2 separate regions of the Homo sapiens genome follow, and region 1 is linked to region 2. Evidence: read pairs that join two places in POLR2A ChIA-PET (ENCODE). Cell type or tissue: PC-9. All regions are shown on one strand. Links, peaks and the distances in the headings refer to the core of each region. The heading gives the core; the rest is flanking DNA.

Region 1 (7,326 bases), core at 2,250-4,749, 55 kb after region 2:
TTGGGTAGGATGAGAGAGTGGAGTCACATTTATATCCATCTCAGCCTTAGTTTCTTCAAGTAATGAGACTTACCTTCAAAGGACTTATAAATTTTTGTAAAATACTTTGCCAATAGTGAACTTCCCAGAAAGGTTAGTTTCTTTCCCTTGTTCCTATGAAGTTTTACCTGATTCTAACTCAGAAATAACTGTATTGACATTTTTTGCTTTTGTCATGCTTGAGAAAAAGCACACAGATGAGGCGAAGTGGCTTGGGTGTGAATTTTCTTACTTTGTCAGGGGCTTTCTCATTATTGACCTTTTGTCTACTTGTAGATAATATCTCTGCAGCTTGAGGCATACTTGCACACACCGTGTTTACCCAGCAGGGAGAACTTCAACCCACTTTATTGCAGTAGCTACTTGACATATTTTGGCAGGGATTTAAAAACCAAAGGTTTTGAAAGGGACCAGCAATTGTAGGAGTAACTTAACAGATAGGATTTTCAAACCTAGAGACCGTTTGAGTTGGCAAAGATGGCACAGCCTATGCCTAAGAGTGAAGATTGTGCAAGGGCCGGATTTTGGTGGAGTACAGAGAAACAAACTGATGCAGGAAGGTAGGGAGCAGATGACCATGAGGAGGAATCAGTTAGAGGTTCTGACAGATTTTTTTCATTCTTGTCATCTAACCAGATAGGCACCAAGAAGAATGGTAGCTGAATGGACACCTTGTATTGTTCACATTATTCCTTTTCCCTATTAAATGCAAGGACAAAGCTTTTGGGTGTTTACCTAGATAGTTTATGGCTTTTCCAAATTGGTCTGTGTTTTTACTTGAAGTGCAAATATGTGAGGCAGATGTTAAAACAAGTGACATAATGTTTACATTAAGTTGCCTGTTTTGTTTTCCTAGCCTTAAATTGGAATGTGAGAAACTGGCAAGTGAAAAGACAGAAATGCAGAGGCACTATGTGATGGTAGGTATCAAAGATTGGACTTTTTCCTTTTTCATATGATATTAGCAAACGTGTTAGCAGAGTGTAAAAAACATGAGTTAATGAAATGCTTGATTCTTTTTTCTCTTTACAGTATTATGAAATGTCATATGGATTAAACATTGAAATGCACAAACAGGTAAGCTTTAGTTGAACTTCAAGCTGAAATGAGACATCAGTTCATATGATTTAATAATACTGGCTTTGTTCTCAGTAGTGGGCTCTAGGGGTGGGGGTTTGTATGCTATTTTTCTGCCTTGGTTTCCTGTCCTGTGGATTGATGGTAGTATTCTGCATCAAGGGTTGCTTCTTGATAATTACAAGTGTTTAAATGACTAGGAGAGGGAGAGGTGTTTTGGAAATATAAACTAGCCTCTTTATTGACAGATAGGAATTAAGACTTGAGTTTACTTTTTCACCTGTATAGATTTATCCTCTTGAAAGGGCTGGGTATCTTCTACAGTTGCTGAAGTTTAGAATAGTTAATGTTTTTGTGCTGTTTTGCAAGGAAGTGTGGACCTGTTGGGGGGAAAGAAGGGTATTCAGGAGTTTTTTTTAATCGTGGTAATCAAGGTATATGACTATCTGTGGAGTATTCTTTATGCTTTGGGGCTGCATGAAGCAATAGTCAGGATTAGTGGCTTATTAGCAAACAAATTTTTGAAAAATTTCTCAGTTGTTGCAGGTGTGGATGTGAAAAAAGCATCTTTTTATGGCCAGAGCATATGTTGGGAGTTGCTTCAGTCCTAGTGGTTTTTAAAGCATGAAAAGATTAGTGACTGGAAAGCTCTAGCAATGACTATGAGTTTGCAAGTTCCCATAAAATTCACACTTATGGCTACTATAATGGTGTATAAAAAGAGTATTGAGCTGGAACAAGGCACTAAGGACCTCATAAGAGAAGAAAAGCTAAATGATTGCTCAGCCCAAAGGACCCTCGATTGAGTAGTCATTGTCTGCCAAAGAAAGCATTAATGGCAGGGTGTAAGTATTCTGGAGATACGCTGACATTCACTTTTTCATCAAGACGCTGGTACAATAAGTCTTTTAGAAATCGATTGCCTCTTAAAAAATTATCATCAGATGAAGTTGCACAGTTGGACACATTTCAAAGTGCAACAATACAATTCTTACTTGATGTATATGTGCTATTTCATCTCAAACCCTTGTTTCATTAAATTAAAGAGCATGGCTGACCGGCTGGGGCACAGTGGAGAAATTGATTAGTTCAGCCTTCAGATCTTCCTTATATTCAAAGACTTTCATTAAGCAAGTGTGTTTCAGAGTTGAATTCTGCTTTTGTAACTCCGCACTCTTTGATTTTTAATTCATCATAGATTTCATAATGTTAAGTTATCGTGTACATTAGATCTGTTCTCAGATTTGTGTTTGGAAAGAGATTGTGATTTTCAGGGCCTTTTATTAATAATGTAATTGGGCCTTTAAAAATGCAGATTTTACTATGATTTACAAAGTTGGTAGCCTACTTTATGTTGGGTTTGTGCCTTTGTTTTTGTGTGTTTCTCAGTGGCTAGTGCCTTATTCAGGCACTTGTAACTTCTTGATAGTAAATGGGCTAGAAGATCTGTGGCTAACATCTATCGTCATTTAAGTGAATTATGCAAATAAACTTGGCCTAGGCGGTTTAATCTTTTTTTTTTTTTTTAATTTACTCTGAAGGGCACTTTTTTTTGGATAACAGATATTATGGAAGAGTAAGAGGAGACTGAGCTTTTTCTTAAACCCATAAACTCAAAGGATTTAATAACCTCATTGACTCTTTTACAAGGGAACACCACCTCAGTGTGATGCTATATGCTGGTGCTGGGTTTATTGGAGGAGCTAAAAGAGGTGTGTAATTCTTCTGGGTTCCTGTAGGTTATGTGGCGGGATGACCTCTTCTTTATCATGTAGGGAGAAGGGGTGAAGTGGGTCAGAAGCACCATGGTGTGAGAATAGTTTTCTAATGAGTTTCTATACAGAGTGAGGCATTTGTGGCTATATACTGTCTGTCCGTGAGCCTGTATGCATTAATAATATGCTGTGTATAATTGGCTTAGCAATTTGAAAAACGTGAAAAGCTGAGAGACACCATGTTCTTCATAGTAGGGTACTGAGCCTCCTGAAATTTAGTTGATATTGGAAATGCTGACAGACCCTTAACTAGAGTGCTGTGCAAAGTAGTGCTATAATTCAGTTTAAAGTGGACTTACATTTGAAAAACATCCTTCTGAATGTCACACATTAATAATAAGTTCTGAGGAGGCATTTGGTGCAGCTAGTAATCATAATTCTTATTAAAACTGGTGACGTCTGGCCCCCAGGGTGTAGCCAAGCTCAAATTGATGCTTTTTGCCGCCTGATCACCAGCATGGCCTAAGTGCTCATTATATTGTAGAGAGGGCCTTTGGAGCTCTCATTAGATTTGACAGGAATTCTCTCTAGGGGGAAACTGGGCATTAGCGAGACTCCTGACAGGCTGAAATTATTCCTGCTTTATGGCTTATAACCAAATGCTAGCAAGGCATCATCAGGGGACACAAAAAATTGTCATTTTTGACAACATCTTTGTTACTAAAAAAAAAAAAAAAATGCAGTGATGGGGAAACTTTCCGTACAGAGAGCTTTAATGCTGTTAAGATTTGTCTCCAGTGTGACGACCGCTCTCCCTTCCCACCTTTCAACGGGTTTGTCGGAGTGAGTTCTAGAGATTTCAGTGTCAAATCTCACTGCTGACTTTCCTGTCTGGAAGTTTTAAAGTGAAAGTGCATCCAAATCAAGAATGGTATAATTGTGGTTTCCTTTCCTGGTGTGGTGCCCACAGCCCGTGTTTAGGTTGTGTCAACACTTCCTGATAAGCCTTGCCTTTACTTTCTCTGCTCCCGTTTGTGGCGGGTTACCGAAAAGGCAATGAAACAGGAATGGTAATAGATACTTAAGTCTTTCATGGTAGCACTAAGAATATTTTTTTCTTGGAGCCCTTTATAGATCCCTGTCTGCCCATCTTTATCTGTGTGGATGGTAAACTCTAGATATCTCTATACAGTAGAGGTAGACAATGTCTCATGGAAAATTGAGGCAGTTCTGATACCATCAGAGTGTTAGGGTGCATTAAAAAACAGCAAGTTGATGTGAGCCTGGTGGTTTGCCTAGCTGTGCCTAGTGTGTGTGGTGGCGTGATCTTTAAATGTTTTTGTCTGTCATATGGTTTGATATTACCTCATTTGATATTTTTGGGAACAAGATGTACTGTAAATGCACACATAAACCTTATTTTAGCCCACTCATGTTATCTTTTCAGCATGCTGATGAAGCCATGCTATAAATTGTCATTGGTGGCTTTAATTTGCACAGTAATGAACAGTTTTCAATGTGATTTGTCTTCTGTGACCTCCATAGGCATCCTCCAGAGTAGATTGGGTAGGTGTTTTGCTCTGCCTACAGCTGTGTGCACGTGTTCAGAGTCTGGGACTTGCTCAAGGCCACGCATCTATTGAAGCTTGAGTTGGGTTGCCTCCTCCAGGGTTGTCTGTGCTGCTGCTGCTGCTTTTTTTTTTTTTTTGAGATGGAATCTCGCTTTGTTCCCCAGGCTGGAGTGCAGTGGTCGATCTCTGCTTACTGCAGCCTTTGCCTCCTGGGTTCAAGCAATTCTCCTGCCTCAGCCTCCGGAGTAGCTGGGATTACAGGTGTCCGCCACCATGCCCGGCTAACTTTTTTTTTCTTTTTTTTGTAGTAGAGAGAGGGTTTCACCCATGTTCGCAGGCTGGTTTCGAACTCCTGACCTCAAGTGATCCACCCACCTTGGCCTCCCAAAGTGCTAGGATTACAGGCATGAGCTACCACACCCGGCCTGTCTGTGCTTCTTCCTATCCCCTCATGCTGCCATCAGGAAGATGAGGTGGACCATGTCTCCCTAGTGCCTGCCTCTTCAGTTCTGACTCTTTGTGCTGATGAACTTCATGATTTGTAAGACATGTCAGGACTGAATGTATGTTCTAAAAGTTAGGAGAATCAGCAGTGCCGCTGACTGGTCTTTCTGGGGAGAGGAGGGTCACAGGCCATGGGTAGATAAAACTACTGAGCAGTACTGTCCTCAGGTTAAAGTATGTTTAAGAAGAAACAAGTCAGGAATCCTGGTGGAGACCCAGTGATGGGGAGGGAGTTTGATCAGTCACTTTGTGCCTGTGTTCTGCTGAAGAATGGGCAGAGTGAGAGCACTGGGCTCTCCAGGATGGTGAAGAATTTTTTTTCTTTTTTTTTTTTGCGCGACGGAATCTCGTTCCGTCACCCAGGCTGGAGTGTGGTGGCACAGTCTCGGCTCACTGCAACCTCCGCCTCCCAGGTTCAAGCGATTCTCCTGCCTCAGCCTCCTCAGTAGTTGGGATTACAGGAGTCCACCACCATGCCTGGCTAATTTTTTATTTTTAGTAGAGATGGGGTTTCACTATATTGGCTAGGCTGGTCTCGAACTCCTGACCTCAAGTGATTCCCCCCGCCTCGGCTTCGCAAAGTGCTGGGATTACAGGCATAAACCACTGTGCCCGGCCGATGGTGAAGCATTTAAAAATAAATGAAAAGACTAGCTCTGAAAATCTGAAAGGAAGGATGATATATTCTGCAATCCTGGTTGGGAAAGGGAAAGAGCTCCATGTGATATTTCAGCAAGCAACATCTCAGGCCATGTAAATTTTGGAGTGAAACTGCTTTTACAGTTTTGATGTGTGCTTTAAAATTTCTCTTAGAAAAATGCGTTGTTCTTTAGTGGGTTTTTAAAAAAGTATTTAGATGGGACTGTTAGGGACTCACCTGTGGGATATTTCCTTAGATGTGATTCTTTTACTCTTTTGCAAATTTTACCTTAGTGTTTTTTTTGTTTTTTTTTTTTAACCCTGTGTGTTTTTGTCTACAGTTTCTCACTTTGAGATTTTTTTTCCCCCTAAGTCAACATCTCACACAGGGAAATGACTAGCTAGAGTATAGGCACTTAGAGTTAAGCTCCAGCAGGTGTTAATAATCTTGTCATACAAAGAGGGTAGCTGTCATCAAGATTGGAGTGGTCCTCAACTTCATTAGCCAGGCCTGTTCTTTGCAAGCATAAGTTAAAAGAGAGAAAGCTCTCTGCATTTAGAGCCTAGATTCCGAGGTGCAAGATTAGCCTTTGTTTCTTATCAGCAAGCAGGACTGATCTCTCACCTCTCAGTCACCTTCCCCACCCTTCAGCAGTGGGCCAGTGGCTGGTTTTTGTCCTGGACTTGCACTGGAGTAAGGCAAGGGAGTCCCTGGGCATGGATTTTAAGAAAATCACAAAACATAGTTATCATGATCAATATTTTGAAAATTCAAACGGAATGCCCCCAAAATCTTCAAGGAACAACATGTCCAAATTTTGTATTAGGGCAGGATCCAACAGGGGGAGTTGGGAATAGGGTGAGGACAGGAGGTAGAGTCAGGCCATTGCAGGGCCACAGCACCTCCCTTGCCTCCCCCTCTTTCTGCCTTTGGTTACCTGTCCTGTGGGGAGTGGCCATGAACTATAGGCTCTGACTTGGTTCCGTTGTAGTTCATTGAAGTCATTTAATTGGGGATTTCCATTCGGGACTGGGCAAGTCATGAACACGTTCCCTGGCTTCAGTTCCCCTCTCTGTATAATGAGGGTTAGACTAGACAAAAGTCTGTTTGTTCCCTCGCATGGTGGGAGCCATCCCAGCATACACCCGCAGAACCCAGCACCTCGTGCGTGCAAATTGAGGAGCGTCCTTCGCCAGAGGACTTAAGATGTTCTCCCAAATAGTGTTTATTAAGAAACAGAAAGAAAATCTGTTTCTTTAGTAAATATTTAAATAAATCATCTTGAGTGGTAGTTAAACTAAAAATATATTCAGTTACTGGCTCATGGAACCATTTTAAGTTTCCATGGATCTGAGTCTTTGCTGTTTTATTATTAAACCTTTTGTGGTCTCCAGAAGTGGATTAAAGGGGAGGAAACTGAGAAACTTACTGGCTTTCCTCAAAGCTTTGATTGATTTCGTTTCCTACCCTCTCCCCTCCCCATTGCTTATTGTTGCCTCTGATTTTTAAAAATGGAAATTCTCACAACTAGTACCTTTACTACAGGGTATTTAGTATAGTGGTTTTTAAGTAAATTTTAGACAGCTGTTTCTGTCGGTGGGCTTATTTGACAAGAATAGGCATCTGTACCTTCAAAATACTCCTCACCAGAGGATTGTTCTGTGAATACGGTGTGATGTTTTAAGTGGAACTAGGATGCGCAGGTGTGGGCAGGAGGAGAGAGGTTTTCTGATTTTTTTTCCCCGTGAGGTGTGGTTTGATCTGAAAAGTGAAATAAATT
Region 2 (7,326 bases), core at 3,213-5,712:
TGAGGTCAGAAGTTCAAGACCAGGCTGCTCAACATGGTGAAACCCCGTCTCTACTAAATATACAAAAATTAGCCAGATGTGGTGGCGGATGCCTGTAATCCCAGCTACTCGGGAGGCTGAGGCAGGAGAATCACTTGAACCCAGGAGGCAGAGGTTGCAGTGAGCTGAGATCGTGCCATTGTGCTTCAGCCTGGGCAACAAGAGCAAAACTTTGTCTCAAAAAAAAAAAAGTTCTTTAAATAAAAAAAATAATAATATTTTGTAGAGGTGAGGTCTTACTTTGTTGCCCAGGCTGGTCTCAAGCTCCTGGGCTCTAGTGATCTTCCCACCTCAAGTTCTCAAAGTACCGGGATTACAGGTGTGAGCTACCACCCCCGGCCTATTATTTTAATTTTTAGAGTTACAATGTATAAATAGTTTTTATTCTATAACAAGGTCATCTAAGGAGCAAGTTCCAGTGAGCATTTAATTCAGTGAGAACAATAACCCAATCTTGAAAATATATTCTTTTGGAACAGAAGTCAGAGACAATAAAACACTAGATAAAGGCCACATGGCCGTGTACCAAGCTATTAAATTTTGGAGACAGTACTCTGTGAAATATCAAAGATAATTCCGGGAAAATTTAAGAGAGTATTAAAGCAAATACAACTTTAAGTTTGCAAATACAATCTTATAACTGGGCATGGATAATGAAATGGAAAAAATGCTATGGCTGCAAGATCATTCGTAACACAATGTGTCCTTATGCTACAGAGATTGTCTGCACCTGTGCTCTGAGATTATACCCCCATGACCATACAGATCTGCCTATAAAAAAACTACTCATGAATTATGCATGCTTTGAATATATGAAGTGTTTGGAAAAAATCACTCTTCTTTCCAATTTCTTGGTTATCTAATGGCCTCCAGGTATAAAAGATAAGAATTTAGCTCATTTATGTTTTCTTCTTCCTCCCAATTCCTTCAGTGTTAGGTAGTTATGTCATTATTTTTAAGTTTTGTTGTGGTTACCCTTTAACTTAAAATAGTATGCTACACATCAATTTTTCATTCCAAAAACTTGAGTCAGTATCCTGACTTCAGATTATAGAAGTTGCAGGTATCTATGATACTATCCTTCTCTTCATATTTCCTTCTTTCCACTTCCCACCTTTTGTCAGCTATACTTTTATATTATGAAGAATAATGCTTGCCTTTTTTTGCAAAATAATCAAGATCTTCCTTTCTTTGTCCTTAAGTTGACTGTAAAGGATGAACTTTAACTTAGAAGATGAATACATTCTAGAGATCTAATATACAGGATGGTGACTGTAGTTAAAACAACAACAACAAAAAGTAATTACATTAGTAAGACTACATCAATATTGTGCACTGCTGAACTAGGTAGCATATTAGGAATGCAATTTTCCTTTCTATGAGGGCAGTGTCATATCTTCATATGTTTATCATACCCTTCATATATTCAATGAAAAATGTCTTAGCACCATGTACTAGTCTTTTTCTTACACTCCCTAAATTACTGAAAATTATATGTTATTCTTCTAAATTGGGCCATAACATACTCAACTGGCTTTTTGTTTTTCTGGAATTATTAATTGCCTATCTTTTTATTGACTAAATATATAGTTTATCATATACTAAAACTTTTGTTGTTGTTGTTCTCCTAGTAACACTATGGACTACATGCAATTCTTTTGTCCCAGAGTCCTTCTCTTTGGCACTCTTTGTCCTCCTACTTCAAAATGGATGATTTTTTTTTTTTTTTTATCACACACTACTTTCCTTTCTCGTGTTAGAAAGATCCCTTGCCTTAATCTTTCTTGGGTAACTTCTTCATCCTGCTGGAATACATGCTCAAATAACTTAAAAAAGGAGTCTTTCCAAGTAAATTTTACAAGTCCTGGTTTGTATGAAACACCAACATTCTACCCTCACAGTTGATTGATAGGTAGGCTGGATATGTAAATTAGTTTCAAATTTAATTTCTCCCAGAACTGAAAGGACTACTCTATTATTTTCCAGCAGCCAGAGATGTTAATGAGAATTTGGCTGTTCAATTTACATTCCTCTATAGGTGGCCTAATTTTTCCTTCTCAAAGCTTTCAAAAATTTTGTTTATTCTTAGAGTTCTAAAATTTTACAAAATTATGTCCAAGTGGGTTATCTTCCCCATTTATCACAGTTGGCACTTAGAGGGTTATTTTAATGTAAAAATGTGTCCTTTTCTCGGAAATTTTCTTATATAATTTCTCGAGTAATGTCCCTTATACCGTTTTGTCTGTTCTCCACTTCTGGATCTCATATTACTTAGCTGTTGGACCCCTTAAATGAGTTTTTACATCTTCTATTTTCTGTCATATTTCTCATCAGTGATGGAGAATGCCATCTTCACCTCACTACTGTCATCTTTGTCTACATCAATTGATTAAAATAATAATAACAATGGCCAGGCACGGTGGCTCACGCCTGTAATCCCAGCACTTTGGGAGGCCGAGGCGGGCAGATCACGAGGTCAGGAGATCAAGACCATCCTGGCTAACATGGTGAAACCCCGTCTCTACTAAAAATACAAAAAATTAGCTGGGCGTAGTGGCGGGTGCCTGTAGTCCCAGCTACTCGGGAGGCTGAGGCAGGAGAATGGCATGAACCCAGGAGGCGGAGACTGCAGTGAGCGGAGATCACGCCACTGCACTCCAGCCTGGGCGACAGAGCGAGACTCCGTCTCAAAAAAAATAAATAAATAAAAAATAAAATAATAATAATAATAATAATAATAATAATAATAACAACTACTACTAATACCTATGTCAACCTGGAGTAGAATCCTTGTTTTTACCATTTTGAGGGTTTTACCCAGAATCATGCCTACCCAACTGCTGTTCAAGTAGCATCCTCTCAGAAGATTGATGCTGAAAAAGCCAGGAAATGGAATATTTTAAATAAAAAAATGAAAATTAAAAACCTTATTGAAGTCCAGTTGTAGATATTGCTTTCCCCTCTTCTGCCAGGCTCATCACTCTATCATAGATAAAATTAAATTGGTGTGGCATAATTTGCACTTCACAAAATCACGTTGATTACGACCCAGTAGCTTGTACTCTTCTAGGTGGTTGCAAATTGATTGTTTGATGATTTGCTCTTGTATCTTCCCAGGTATCCAAGATAAACTGAATAGTCTATAATTACTACAGCTGTCCTTTTCCCTCTTTTAAAAAACAGGTACTCCATCTGCTGATTTTACTTGTCAGGACCTTCTTCTGTCCAACCTTCATTTTCTAAAATAAAGGCTGGTGGTCTTGCAATTATATTTGCCAATTCCTTAAGTGTCCTGGGATGCGAGTAATCAAGCCCTGCTGATTTGAATGTACCAAGCTTTCTGAAGTGCTCTTCAATCACTTCTTTCTCCTTGTTTGCCTTTGCACCTCCAAGATGATAGCACTTAATCCAGTTTAGTTTCCTTATCATTGCTGATTAAAAAGGAAAATGAAACAGGTTAAAAACACAGTGAAAGCCTCTGCTATTACAGTTCTTTGTTAATAGTTTTTATTTAGCAGTATCTGTTGATAGTATTTTTTTTTAGTAGTTTTAGTGGTTGCATTTTACATCCTATAGAGCAAATTCCTGCCGGTATTCTTCCTTCCATTTTTTCTCCCTTCCTGCCTCATTCATTCCTTCCTTTCTTCTTCCCTCCCTCCTATTTTCCCTCCTTCCTTCTCTCTATCTCTTTCTTTCTTTTAAATTTCTTACAGAGGATAAGATAAGGGGAAGGGAGGAAAAAAAGAGGCCAAGAATCCCACATCACATTATGACCAAGACATCTACTAATCACCAAATGCCCACATGCTCCCCACAATTTCTCAGCCTGTTTGTAGCTGGAGTGAGGGGGCACATGACTAGTTCTGGTTAATAGGTACTGAAGACCTATGAGTCCCCAGGATCTCTTTCCTCTGCACCAGTTAGCTAGAAGTCACATGTTCTGGATGGTGAACCAACAAAAGGCAAGCAGCGTGGACCCCTGAGTCACCATTAGAAGGCCGCAGTCCTGGAGTGTCATCAGATCCCCAGGGGACTATGTGTTAAGCCACAGATATTTGGGCGTTTGTTTTTTCTAGCTTATCATCACTAATACAGTACCAATTTCTGGGTTAATCAGATTAGGCTAGGTTTTTGCCAAGGGAACAAATTAACCCTGAAATCTAAGTGGCTTAACATGACAAAGGTTTGTTTCTTACTCATGGTATGTGGTAGCTAGTCTCCAAAAAGGGCTCCCAATGACTCTTCCCTCCTGGCAATCGCACCCTTGGAAAGTTACCTCCCACTCTGACTCTGCACGATCTCATGACTCATTTTAAACAAGGAAGTGTACAGAAATAAGTGTGGCAGAAGTGACACTGTGGCTCTCCCCAGTGCCTTAGAAATCCGGGCACTTCCTGATACTGCATTTGGAGCCATTCACAATATAAAATATCTGAAGAATGAACCTCTATGCAGAGGAGCACCAAAGTGCCAGACATAAGCAAAGAAGCATCTTTAGTTCAATCACAGTCAAGCTTCCTAAGCACCCCAGACCCAGGCACCATCTGAACACAACCACAGGACAGACTCTAAGCGAGACTGTAAGAACTCCCCAGGTGAGCCCAGCCAACTCATAAAATTGGAGAAGTAACAACAAATTGTTGTTTTAAACCATTTTGTATGGGATAGCTTGTTAGGCAGTAGTAGCAAACTGAAGCATCGTACATACCCAGTGTGGGTGAATGGGCATTGGGCTCCACACAGACATTCATGGAAACAGGTTGATATGGGTTACACCATCTTGTATCTGCACCATTGGGAATGCGACCTCTCTGATGGCAGTAGTAAGGGAAGAGAGGGCTGAGGGGTTCCACAACTTTTAAATGTTTCCATCTCTGCTCCCAGTCCATTGGCCGATGAGAATTATCAGGGAGTAAATGGAGATTCAATGCACATTACATGACTCTGCCACAGACCTTGCCAATAAAATTTGCCCTTGTTTCCTATAGTATTATAAGAAGGCTTATCCAAGTACCTACCACCCAACTGGCTTTCCAAGAATTATAAACAATGATGTAGGACTCGCTCATACATCTCACAGAACCAACTGGGTGTATCTCCTCCCAACTTCGCATTCTGTGATGCCATGTGGTAGCCAGAAGTCAAACATGGTAGAAATATTTGCACCATATAGCTTGGCAAATGCTACAAATCAGGGCTTTCTTCCCATGTATCTAGTTACACCAGATCCAAAATATACCTACTATTCAGGCTGCCTCTATATTCATGCATATTTGTTTATTATTATAGGTAGAATTTTTTAAGCTAGCCATTGATGGTCTCATTTCTTTCCCTATTGCAAACAGACCAATCTATGAAGTGAAGATGTTAACATAAACCTGATTAACCTTTTATTAATAATAAAAAGATGGCTGTTTGAAGTTTCTTCTATATAACCAGAATGTGCATATTTTAATACACAGACACTATGTTAATATTCACATTAGTACAGTATTGGAAATGTTGCTATAAAAGAAGTATTAAATGTACCTATTTTCAGTCAGCATCAACAAGGTTTTCACCCCTCCAGTAATTATTGCATCTAATGACACTGTCATAGCTACTGATTCATTCTGGAAGCTTCAGTATCTTTTAGGCTTTAGAGTTTATAAGACTAAACTCCTTTATTTTAAGCCTTGCTGAAAGAGTTAATTCAGTGTTCTGTTCTAGTTCACCAACTCTTTATTCCCAAACCTTCACCCTCCACATACAAACAATCAGGAGAAAGGCCATCAATAAGGTTTCAGCTTCTATTACGGGATATGAAGCAATAACATTTTAAATAGCACCTAGGAGGCCTGGAGGAATGAATACATCTTTCAGCAGTCTCTACTTTATAGCTCTGAAGTATTTTGAACCCTGAAAATCTGGATTATTTACGAGGAGATTGAGAAGGGTCCAGTTGGAGGGAAACCTCATTTCTTGTTTCTCATACAAACAAGAAAGGGTATGCTTTGATAAGGTTTGAATCTGTGTCCCTTCCCAAATTTCATGTCAAACTGTAACCCCCAATGTTGGAGGTGGGACCTGGTAGGAGGTGACTGGATTTTGGGAGCAGTTTCTCACGAATGCTTTAGCACTATCCCCTCGGGGCTGTTCTTGTGATAGTGAGCTATCATGAGATCTAGTTATTTAAAAGCGTGTAGCACCTGGCCGGGCGCGGTGGCTCATGCCTGTAATCCCAGCACTTTGGGAGGCCGAGGCGGGTGTATCACAAGATCAGGAGATCGAGACAATCCTGGCTAACGCGGTGAAACCCGGTCTCTAGTAAAAATACAAAAAATTAGCCAGGCGAGGTGGCGGGTGCCCGTAGTCCCAGCTACTCAGGAGGCTGAGGCAGGAGAATGGCGAGAACCGGAGAGGCAGAGTTTGCAGCAAGCTGAGGTCGCGCCACTGCACTCCAGCCCGGGCGACAGAGCGAGACTCTGTCTCAAAAAAAAAAAAAAAAAAAAGTGTGTAGCACCTCCCCCACCCCCAGCCCTTGCTTCTGCTCCAGCCACGTAAGGTGTGTCTGCTTTCCCTCCGCACCTTCTGCCATGATTGTAAGTTTTCTGAGGGCTCCCCAGAAGCAGAAACAACCTTGCCTCCTATACAGCCTGTGAAATCATGAGCCAATGAAACCTATTTTCTTTATAAATTACCCAGTCTCTAGTCTTTTTCTTTCTTTCCTTTCTTCCTTCCTCTCTCTCTCTCTTTCTCTCTTTCTTTCTTTCTTACTTATTTGAGACAGAGTCTCGCTCTTTTGCCCAGGCTGGAGTGCAGTGGCGCAATCTGGGCTCACTGCAACCTCCGCCTCCCAGGTGCAAACGATTCTCCTGCCTCAGCCACCCGAGTAGCTGGGACTACAGGTGCCTGCCACCACGTTTGGCTAATTTTTTGTATTTTTTAGCAGAGACTGGGTTTCACCGTGTTAGAAAGGAGGGTCTCCATCTCCTGACCTCGTGATCCACCCACCTCGGCCTCCCAAAGTGCTGGGATTACAGGCGTGAGCCACCGCGCCCAGCCTCCAGTATTTCATTATAGCAATTCAAGAACGAACTAATACATGCTTACAAGTAACATTTGAAAACAAGATGACTAGAAACCTTTCATTACAAATAACAAGGGATTTGAACTTGATTCATGCCAAATTATGTAGTAAAATAAAACACAGGACAATTACAGAACGAAAGACCAGTCATCTTTAAAATGCTGCTTCTTGGATAGAATTCAGTGAGACTACCTACGGATGAGTTTGATGTTCATCAA

What was found. ChIA-PET counts read pairs that join two places held together with the same protein. Peaks named below come from ENCODE experiments on the same cell type or tissue, not always from the same donor. Only the 100,000 strongest peaks of a DNase experiment are listed, where the experiment ranks them.
Region 1: POLR2A ChIA-PET joins it to region 2 with 20 read pairs; 7 of 35 experiments call an interaction of 5 or more read pairs at or near these places.

What each region holds. Positions count from the first base shown.
Region 1 is chr9:81,679,466-81,686,791 of GRCh38, reverse strand. TLE1 (TLE family member 1, transcriptional corepressor) reads left to right here. Exons shown (of 20, transcript NM_005077.5): 3 at 896-959; 4 at 1,072-1,116. Among named protein-coding and RNA genes, the nearest start is that of TLE1, 6.4 kb to the left of the region's middle. RefSeq lists an enhancer at 1,590-2,497. In PC-9, for the core only: no CTCF peak of the experiment used is centred there; no DNase peak of the experiment used is centred there.
Region 2 is chr9:81,734,997-81,742,322 of GRCh38, reverse strand. All of the region lies in intron 1 of TLE1-DT (TLE1 divergent transcript), which reads right to left. Among named protein-coding and RNA genes, the nearest start is that of TLE1-DT, 49 kb to the right of the region's middle. In PC-9, for the core only: no CTCF peak of the experiment used is centred there; a DNase peak (open chromatin) is centred at 4,322; H3K4me3 peaks cover 444 bases; H3K27ac peaks cover 2,500 bases.